Linked DNA regions of Homo sapiens: region 2 is linked to region 1. The links are chromatin contacts, found by Hi-C in ENCODE. All regions are on one chromosome and are shown on one strand. The core of a region is the stretch at or near the end of the contact, and the rest is flanking DNA. Distances in the headings are between cores, read along the strand shown.

Evidence for each region. Hi-C counts contacts between places; a loop is a spot of excess contacts on that map. Pooled maps may share reads with other maps.
Region 2: a pooled map shows a loop between it and region 1 (8-fold over the local background). The contact joins the promoter of GON4L here to the promoter of KRTCAP2 in region 1. A Hi-C loop is called at or near these places in 2 of 37 single-sample maps with no recorded cell type and 7 of 50 pooled maps.

Annotation. Positions count from the first base shown.
Region 1 is chr1:155,170,746-155,176,097 of GRCh38, forward strand. It overlaps KRTCAP2 (keratinocyte associated protein 2), which reads right to left and starts at 2,559. Exons shown (of 5, transcript NM_173852.4): 1 at 2,476-2,559; 2 at 1,993-2,147; 3 at 1,820-1,883. The coding sequence starts at 2,479. It overlaps TRIM46 (tripartite motif containing 46), which reads left to right and starts at 3,104. Exons shown (of 10, transcript NM_025058.5): 1 at 3,104-3,284; 2 at 4,641-4,902; 3 at 5,143-5,352. The coding sequence starts at 3,222. RefSeq lists enhancers at 1,939-2,218, 2,322-2,830, 2,409-2,508, 2,709-2,758, 2,831-3,339 and silencers at 3,089-3,178, 3,348-3,642.
Region 2 is chr1:155,855,964-155,861,152 of GRCh38, forward strand. GON4L (gon-4 like) reads right to left here and starts at 1,251. Exons shown (of 32, transcript NM_001282860.2): 1 at 1,184-1,251. SYT11 (synaptotagmin 11) reads left to right here and starts at 3,604. Exons shown (of 4, transcript NM_152280.5): 1 at 3,604-3,832. The coding sequence starts at 3,799. RefSeq lists enhancers at 1,131-1,330, 1,617-2,204, 3,445-3,554, 3,745-3,844.

The DNA of each region.
Region 1 (5,352 bases), core at 1,309-3,808:
GGCAGAGAAGGCAAAGTGGGCCAAGAACTTTGCCCCACCACAATGGCATCTTTTCTTTTTTTATTATTTTTTTTTATTTTTGAGGCAGAATCTCACTCTGTCGCCCAGGCTGGAGTGCAGTGGTGCAGTTTCAGCTCACTGCAGCCTTGATCTCCTGGGCTCAAGCGATCATCCCACCTCAGCTTCCCGAGTACCTGGGACTATAGGTGCGTACCACCATGCCCGGCTAATTTTTGTATTTTTTTGGAGAGACAGGGTCTCTCTATGTTGCCCAAGCTGGTCTTGAATTCCTGGGCCCAAGCTATCTGCCAGCCTACACCTCCCAAAGTGCTAGGATTACAGGCGTGTGCCATCCCACCCAGCCAATGGTTTCTTTCAGAAGCAACTGAAAAGCCAGGCACAGTGGCTCACCCCTGTAATCCCAGCACTCTGGGAGGCCAAGACGGGTGGATCACTTAAGGTCAGGAGTTCAAGACCAGCCTAACCAACATGGTGAAATCCTATCTCTACCAAAAATACAAAAATTAGCCAGTTATGGTGGCGCACGCATGTAATCCCAGCTACTCGGGAGGCTGAGGCAGGAGAATCGCTTGAACCTGGGAGGCAGAGGCTCCAGTGAGCTGGGTTCACACCACTGTACTCCAGCATGGGTGACAGAGCGAGACTCCATCTCAAAAAAAAAAAAAAAAAGAAGCAAGTGAAGGTAATACATATGGAAACAAAACCTAACAGAGAGAAGTCCCGGGGCTACTGGATGGAAAGAACTCTGAAGCCTGCAAAAGGGCTATGCGGAGAAAGCAAGTCCTAGAGGGGGGCAAAGAAATGAGGGCAGCCAGGCACAGTGGCTCACACCTGTAATTCCAGCACTCTGGGAGGCTGAAATAGGAGGATCACTTGAGCCCAGGAGTTCGAGACCAGCCTGGGCAATGTGGTGAAACCCCATCTCTACAAAAACTTAAAACAGTAGCTGGGTGTGGTGGCACTCACTGGTAGTCCCAGCTACTGGTAAGACTGAGGAGGGAAGATTGCTTGAGACCAGGTCAAGGCTTCAGTGATCACATCCCTGCACTCCAGCCTAGGCGACAGAGTAAAGCCTTGTCTCAAAAAAAAAAAAAAAAAAAAAAGAGAAAAGATTAAGGGCAACCATGATAGATCTTTGTTTTACCACATGAGGGTTTTACATGAGATTGCATCTGCTGTGAATTTCTGAGCACGTGGCATTCCTTAAGTAATCTGGCCTTGACACTTAATTTGCTTTATAAACTTAATTCTCCATAAATAACTGAATCATCAATTCTTGATTACATGAGCAATTGAACAAGAATTATTCCAAACAGGAAATAATCTAACAGTTATTCTGATTTGGTCAGGATTCCTGCTGCCATAGATATTTGGTGCCTCTAGTATTTAGGCTCTTCACAATTCCCTCAAATAAGTAGAATTCTCTAATATTGAGTTAACTTCACATCAGAACTCCATAGTGAACTTGGTCCTGCTGCTTCTTCTGGTGGGAACAAGGACCGCCTCCCAGCGAATAGATGCAAAACATCAGCCCAAATTTGCCTGTTCCCCTCAAACCTTCCCTGGGAGCTGGCCAGAAGGTACCAAAGTTTCTTGCTTTCAAAGGCCTTCTCTTCCAGCTCCAACTCCAGGAGCTATACAAGGTGCAGAATCGAAAAGCGTCATCTGTCTTCAGACAGCTTCAGTAAATATATTTCTCCTTAACAACCTTTCACCTAAGCATCTGGAAATTCAATATCATGTTTCAGGAGGTTAAAGAGGAGAAAGTTCAAATACTCAAGCTCCAATATTCACTTACTCTCAGGGAAGATCTTTGCTTGGAATCCTTTGCCAAAGACAAGATTCTCCAGATTATTGAAGGCCTGGTTGAGGGAGTTAAGGAGTAGGGTGTGCAACGGGGACAGAGCTGTGTGGGGAAGGGGAAGGGCACATGCCTACGTGGCCCGCCCCCTCCAACTGCAGGGAGGATACAGTGAGCGAGAACACGAAGAGACCCGAACCAAGCAGGCCGCCCTGGATGGTGAGCCACTCGGTGGAGGCCAGCTGACGGCTGTACATCTGCATCCCAGCAAAGAGCAGCAGGGACAGGAGGGAGGAGAGCGCCAGCGAGGTGCCCGTACCCACCACTGGAGGGGATGGGAGAAGGGACGGAGAGTCAGGCTCCGCCCTCCCTCCGGCAAGCTACGGGCAGATCAGCCGGTCCGGAAGCTCGGTGGGCCGACCCCCTCCAAGAACTCCCGGGACTGCAGCCACACGCCCCAACTCCCCACACCGCGCGGCAACCCCTACGTATTCCCCAGCCCCGGACACCCCGAACCCTCCCGTCCGGTGGAAATGCCCGCTCCCGGTGGAACCCAGGACACGTCAGCTCTGTCGGGAGAGGACGAGGAAAGCTTGTCCACCCAAACCCCGACCCCCTCTAGGACTTCCTGGGGACCCCACCGGTCCTGTTACCCATCATGCCCCGCCCGTGAGTCCAACCGGCGCCTCTGGCCAAGAAAGGCGAGCTGAACCGGGTGCGGTTAGCTATGCGCATGCGTCAGCGCTTACCGCGGACTTGCTACTCCTCGCGTTCTCCTCTTTCTTCCTCTCAGTGCCTGGACGCAGCGCCCTCTTGCGACAGGGAGGAAATAATGCGTCGAGGGGGCATCCTCGGCCACCGCCCTGGTCCTCAGGCTTTCCTCGTACCTGGTGCGTCTGCTGCCACTCTGTACAAGGTGCACTTATCTCTTTAAGTCATTGGGCCCATGCCTGTGGCATCTATCCCATCTCTGTCTTCTTTGCCATTTCTTTCATCTCTAGTGCACGTTCCTCAAACCTCCCTGCCCCATGCCTCAACATCTCCCAACCTAAAATTTAGTGCTCCCAACCAGGAACTCATTTTCCTCCGAAACTAATCCCCCGCTTTATATGAGTAAAATTAGGAGCCAATGAAAAATGAGAATGTAAGAAATGGCTCCCCCGTCAAATACCTTTCCATATTCCCCAACCCCCCGACCGGCTTTCGAGAACCACGTGGGGAGAACTATTTCCCACCCCCTACCCCGACGGGCGCTGTTCGAGGCTGGTCCCGGGAGCATGCGCAGTGACACCTCAACCCCCAGCCCTCCTCACACCCCCACTGGGCTCCTGCATTAAGCCCGGGGTTCGCAGCCGCAGCCGGGATCGGGCACCCAGGGGCGGGCGGGCACGGTAGGGCCATGGCAGAGGGTGAGGATATGCAGACCTTCACTTCCATCATGGACGCACTGGTCCGCATCAGTGTGAGTTAAGGTGGGGTCGAGGGAAGGGGAGGGGGCGTATAGGGTTCTGGGGCAAGCTGGGACCTGGAACAGGTGGGGATCCAGGAAGATGCTGGGATGTAGACAGGGGGCTAGCGATGGCAGAAACGGCTGGGAGGGTCGGGATGCAGGTATGAGAGGGTAATCCCGGGAGCAGCCCGGAGGTGAGTGCCGTGAAGGCGTCGGTGTGCTGGAGCGTGAGGAGGAGCTAGGAGCAGCCCAGACGCAGCGGGTGGGCTGGGGTGGCCTCCAGCAGTGCACCGGGGCTGGGGCTTCAGGGGAAAGGCCCTGTTATGAGAAGAGGGACGTGTGAGCTTGGATATTTTCCAAGAAAACTGAGGACAGGTGGGGGATGATGTAGGAGCCGCCCCACAGTGCAGTTCCCAATTTGGACCCCTCCCCAAGACCCCACCCCACGCACCCCCACTCAGGGCTGCTTCCGAGCCTGCGGTTGTCATGGCAACCCGTGCCTGGCTCTCCCAGGGGCGGTGCCAACCGTGTTCCCCCCCACCACTTCCTCCCCCCCTCCTTGTTCCTCCCTCCTTTGTGTCAGCTGCGCCCCTGACCGGGATGGCTGCGAAGAGAGGGACCAAGGTGAGGTGTGGGGGTGGGGCATAGCCTGAGGACCCCCACTCTCGCCACCAAGAGGGGGAGGGGACTTCCGGTGGGGAGGGGGCGAGTAGGCGGGGCTCTTGATTCCCCCGCTAGTTCGGAGAAGGGGGTGCCGCTGACCGGGTTGCGCTGCGGGAGAGGGCGGGAGGGCCTGATGGGGGCGAAGGGGAATGGGTTGGTAAGACCGATGGGGAAGTGAAGGATGGGGAATGGAGGCTGGAGTGGCCGCAGGCCGGAGCTGCGGCAGGAGGACGTATGGAGCGAGCAGGATGGAGTGCCAACCTCGCCTGGCTATCGGGAGGAATCACGGCATGGGGGTGCTGCTAGAGAAGGGAGTGGGGGTCTGCATGGAGCTGCAGAATGGGCGGTGTCCTTGAGAAAAATGCCAGGGGCAAGCTGCCCAGAGATGGGGGATGGAGGCAGGTGAGGGGGCTGCCAGCTGGGGCTACTGCAGCTGGAGAAATGGGGATTGGGCTTGAGGCTGGAGCAGGCACAAGCTCCAACCGTCCCTCCTCTGGGCCTTTAGCTCTGCAGCGGGGAAAGAGAAGCAAGGGACAGAGGTCTGGGAAGGTCTGTGAACCAGCCCAAGGCAGGTGCTCTGGAAAAGCTGCAGGTAGCTTGTCTTGCTCCTTCCTCAGACCCCTAGGGTATCCAAGGGCAGCCAAGGGGCTGCTGAGGTATGCCTAAGTGTCCAAGCGCTGACCTAGCCTCCTGGTCCCTCCACAGACCAGCATGAAGAACATGGAGAAGGAACTGCTGTGCCCAGTGTGTCAAGAGATGTACAAGCAGCCACTGGTGCTGCCCTGTACCCACAACGTGTGCCAGGCCTGTGCCCGAGAGGTCTTGGGCCAGCAGGGCTACATAGGACATGGTGGGGACCCCAGCTCCGAGCCCACCTCTCCTGCCTCCACCCCTTCCACCCGCAGCCCCCGCCTCTCCCGCAGAACTCTCCCCAAGCCAGACCGCCTGGACCGGCTGCTTAAGTCAGGTGGGACTGGGGCCTGTAGGGTGGGGATGGGAACGCTGAGCTATTCATCAGGAAGATGGAAGAAGTCCATCACTGGTCAGAGGCATCTGTCTGTCTTTCTGGGGGGTGGAGATACTGCTTACGCAGGCTCTAATGAGAGCTGAGCTCTGGCACAATGAAAATCTAATTTAATTAAACAGGCTTCCCCACACCCAGCCAGCTGTAACTCTCATGTCCTCTACCTCCCTGGTTCACCCACAGGCTTTGGGACATACCCTGGGAGGAAGCGAGGTGCTTTGCACCCCCAAGTGATCATGTTCCCGTGCCCAGCCTGCCAAGGTGATGTGGAGCTTGGGGAGCGGGGTCTGGCAGGGCTTTTCCGGAACCTGACCCTGGAGCGTGTGGTGGAGCGGTACCGCCAGAGTGTGAGTGTGGGAGGTGCCATCCTGTGCCAGTTGTGCAAGCCCCCAC
Region 2 (5,189 bases), core at 1-2,500, 680 kb after region 1:
AGAGGGAGACTCTGTCAAAAAAAAAAAAAAAAAAAAAAAAAAAAGGCATCTTATTACCCAGGAAAACTTTACTGTCATAAATAGATCCAATAATAGAATAAGCCGCCTTGTGTTAGATCACTGGCAATGTTCAAGCGAAGCCTGAATGTCCACTTATCAGAGTACTAGATGAAAGCCTGAACTAGAGAACTGAAAAATAAAAGTTATTTGTAACTCTAAGCGTCTAAGGTTAGATTTCTCTTTCTTCTTTTCTTTCTTTCTCTCTCTCTCTCTTTCTTTCCAGAGACAAGGTCTCGCTCTGTTGCCCAGACCGGAGTGCAGTGGCAAGATCCTAGTTCACTGCAGCCTCAGACTCCTGGGCTCCAGTGACCCTCTGGCCTCGGCCTCCCGAGTAGCTAGGACTACAAGGCACTTGCCACCACCCTCAACGACTTTTTTTCTTTTTTTTTTTTTGTAGAGACGGGGTCTCGATTTGTTACCCAGGCTGGTCTCAAACTCCTGGCCTCAAGCGATCCTCCCGCCCCAGCCTCCCAAAGTGCTAGGATTAGAGGCGTGAGCCACCGCGCCCGACCTACAGTTAGTTTTAAACCTCCCTTCTGTTTCTCCAAGACATTAGGGGAGATTCTCCATCCCCTCAATCAACTGATGTAATTAAAACTCAGTAACTAAAGCTCAATAAAACATGAAGATTTCGTTGATTCCTGTGAGAGATGGTGGTGACCTTATAAGAAATAGAATGGGAGTAGCCAGGGCAGCTCTTTTATTTCACAGATAATTACTGAGATCAAAAAAAGGGGAAAAAAAGAAAAAGAAAGAAAGAAAAAGAAGGAAAGAAAGACAGCTACTTCAGCTCCAGGCACCTCAAACACAGCAGTAGCTCGACAGAATCCACTTTTTTGGGAACCCAAGTCGGACCAGCAGGGTGAATGAATGCCAATGTGGAGGCAGCCCCGGCACGGCCCTCTCCTAGGAAAACATTTTCAAAAGGGGTCCTAACCGCGCTTCCACCTCGGTGCCCAGGGCTGGCTCCAGTCCCCATTCCCAACTAGACACTGGACTTCACGCCCTTAACTTCCGCCACGCACCCAGCGCCCACCCTCAGACCCGACCTTCTCAACCTGGACATCGTTCGTCCAGGTGTCCCAGCTCCCACCTGCCTCTTCCCACCCCACCACACACAAACCTGTACCCTCACCAGCCGGCCTGATTCCACGGAAACGGCTTTGGCACCACCGGAAGTCAGCCAACAACAGCGAATTGCGTGCGCGTCCCCGAGCCTCGGAGCGCCGCGCCGCAGTGCATCAAGGAGCATGCGCCTAACACTATGCGCCATCCCATTTTAGGGCAGAGTGAAGCCACAACGTTAGTGCGTCAGTTATTGGCAAAAAAATTTAAAGGCACTACTTAGCTTTCTCTGCCCATGGAGTTATCCTACTCAAAACTGAGGTTAAGATTCAGTGGTTTAGATTAACAGCTAATTTGGGGGCCAGGCGCGGTGGCTCACGCCTGTAATCCCGGCACCTTGGGAGACGGAGGCGGGCGGATTACCTGAGGTCGGGAGTTCGAGATCACCCTGGCTAACATGGTGAAACCCCGTCTCTACTAAATATACAAAATTAGCTGGGCGTGGTGGCGCACGCCTGTAATCCCAGCTACTCCGGAGGCTGAGGCAGGAGAATCGCTTGAACCCGGGAGACGGAGGTGGCAGTGAGCCGGCATCGTGCCACTGCACTCCAACCTGAGCGACAGTGAGACTCTGTATCAAAAAAAAAAAAAGATTAACAACTAATTTTTCTCACTACGAGTCACCTGGAACACAGGACCAAGGGACTGAAGAAGTCATAAAATGCCAGAAAAAGAAGTCTCTAAATTACAAATAGTGCAGGCTCCTGATTAAAACTAAGGCACTCTTGGACTCAGGCTATAGTAATTATTCATATATGTACAATATTCTGCATTTTACAAAATGCTCTCACATTTTCTTAGGTGACTTGGTCTCCACAATAGACTGTAAGATTATTATATCATATTCCAGTTTGCACAGGACAAAGTTCTGGCTCATCTGAGTAGGTGATTTCACAACGGTACACAGACAGCTATCAAGGAGAATCAGGTATTAAGTCTCCTAACTCTAGCTAATAATGCATTGACCCAGTGTCCAGGAGGCTGCCTGGGGTGTAACAGATGTTCAATAATTCAATACGTGCTTTTTGAATGAGCGAATGAATGAATGACTTCTAAAATGATGTTATTTCCACTTTTCTAGAAAAACAATGTCTGGAATCCACGGAGATTAAAAAAATAATAAAAAACAGAATGTCAAAAGGTGGAAAAATACTTTCAACCCCCTCATTTTACAGGTAAACCACCAACACAAATTTATACATTTGAACTAATCCTATCTGTAAACAGAATCCAACGGATGAAATTATCCACAGCCAAAATGAAGGTTGAAATTTATGCAAACATGGCAGTAGTCTGACTAACCTGAATCACACCAACTCTCCCAAATACCAAGGAAGACTCCAGAAGCTCGGAGTTTCATGTGTGTTGTTCTTTGACCTACAGAATACACAGATCTTTCGGTTTGGCCTCTCTCATACGAAACCCTAAGCACTTGAGGTTCATGAAAAAAATTCAACACTGATTAACTTTGGCACTTTTCATTAGTTGTTTTTTTTTTTTTTTTTAAACAGCTTTGCATACCACAATATCCATCTGTTTTACGTGTACAACCAAATTTTTTTTTTTTTTTTTTTTTCAGACGGAGTCTTGTTCTGTTGCCCAGGCTGGAGTGCAGTGGCGCGATCTCGGTTCACTGCAACCTCCACCTCCTGGGCTCAAGCGATCCTCGTGTCTCAGCCTCCCAAGTAGCGTGTGCCACCACGCCCGGCTAATCTTTGTATTTTTAGTAGAGATGGGGGTTTCACCATGCTGGCCAGGCTGGTCTCGAACTCCTGACCTCAAGTGATCTGCCCGCCTTGGCCTCCCAAAGGTTTGGGATTACAGGCATGAGCCACCGTGCCCGGCTGTTTTTTTAAAATTAGTAAATGTTCAGAGTTGTGCAACCATCCCCAGGTTTGGTCTTTCATCAGAGTTTCTGAGGTTTAAGACAGTTTCCATCCACTGTGAAATATAAGCCAAAAAAAAAAGTTCTGTAATAACCTTTAGCGGTCTCAGAAATGCATAATGATGGCAGTCGATACTGAAATCCAGGCAGTACAGAATTTTATTTTCCCAAAATTCTGGAACTCAGGACCGAGAACATTTTGCTGCTGTATTAAAGCCCAGAAAACTGAAATCAGAGGATTTCATATAATAATCTACCTATGCTTCTTACCCTTCAGTACTTTCTCGTTTTGGAACCACAGCGCGTCAGTGGGCGCGGCCTCATTCTCGGGAAAACTCGGCGGTGGGAGGAGTCCCCTCCGGGAGAGCTTCCTGAAGGGGGCGAGGGCTGACTTCCGTAATCTTTCGGAAGAGGCGGAGTCTTCTTCCGAGGACCATTCGGAAGAGGCGGAGTCTTCTTCCGAGGACCATTCGGAAGAAGGCGGAGCCTACCTCTCATCAGGACCAGTCTGACTGCACCTGCATCCTTAGCTCAGCGCATCCCCGGAGCATCTTAAGAGCTGAGCGCAGCTGACAACTAGGGGCCGGACCGTCGCAGGAGGCGTCCGCTGGATACCTTCCCCCTTCCCTGACCTAGAGCTCTACAGCTGCTGCCTCGGTACTGACCGAGGGTTCCCAGAGCTGTCTCACCATTGCAAAAACGTTATAGCAACAGCCTCTGATTACGACATGGCTGAGATCACCAATATCCGACCTAGCTTTGGTAAGTAGACTCGGGAAAACTAAGCTTGAGGTGGTCAGAATGGTTGCAAGGCCAAGGGGGCCCAGCGGCAGGGCAGAGAATGCAGCCCAGACCAGAGCCTTCAAAATGCCAGCCCCACTAAAATCGGGCCTGTGGTGGTGGGTAGTGGGTAGTGGGCAGTTGACAGTGCATGAACTTGAGCTATGGGCTGCAGGGACTGGCAGGGCCTGAGCCACACCGAGGGTGGGGAAGTCCAGGATGCTAAAACCTTGTATGGTGCACTGTCAGCACTGCTGGAGGTGAGAAACAGCAAGCGTGCGGAGGATGTGAACCCCTCCTTCTGGGGGAGGAGAGGTGGGGTAGGCCAAGCCCTCCCCCTTGGGGCACACAGGGCGGTGCCCCTTCCTCCCCCTCCCATTCCTAAGGGCTGCGGGGGAGGGAAGTGACAAGGGGGATGGGGCATCAAGATGGCAGCTTGGAGACTGTGGGCCGTGTGGCTGGCAGCCAGGGGAGGCGGCGGCCTCTGGGGAAAGAGGGGTGCGGGGTGGGGAGCAAAAAGGAAGCCACTCCTTAAGCCGGTCAGCTGGATGCTGGGGCTAGGAGGAAACGTGAGCCCTGCAAGCTCCATTCCGCATCGTAATGGTGGGGTCCCTCCGATGCTACCAAATGGCGCTTGGCGCTGCTGGGCTGGGGGATGACGTGATGTCTATTTCTGGGCCTCCTGGCAGCGCCGACGCTCTCCTTCCGGGGCCTTTGTTCCCTGTTTCCCTGGGCCGCCTTTTCAAAAAGGGGGACTGACCAGCGTTGATGCTGGCGGGGGCGCGATCCAGGCCGGAGGGGGAGGGGCGAAAGAGGCCCAGCCCGGGGGAGGCCGCTTTGTGTACCGCAGAAAGCATTACGTCATTTCAGAGCGGCTGGTCCCCGACCCAGCCCTGTGGGCTCCAAGATTAGTTTTACACTCTCTGGAGCAGAAAGTGGAGTGGAAAATAGGGAAGAAGGTGGCAAAGACAAGCTTGAGAAGGAAGTTTTTTCCTCTTTGGGGACTCCTGCAGTATATGCTAAAGGAGCAAACTTCCTGTGTTATGCTTTCCTGATCAAATAAATAAAATATAATTGCCCTGCTTCTCCTTGATTCAGTTTAGATGGGGGAAGCCAGTGAGAGTTGCTGCCAAAGAACCTTCTTATTCCTTCAGGGATTCTATCCCTCAGACAATCCAGTAGGTTTGAGCATCGGGACTCCAGTTTTTAGGGTGGAGACACAATCCAGCTAGGAAATGGCTTTTCTCATTCCTGAATAAGAGGTACAGTGAAATGAGCAGAATCCAGTGTGCTCTATCCCCTCAGAATAAGGAAGAAGAAATCAAATCAGATGTGTTCA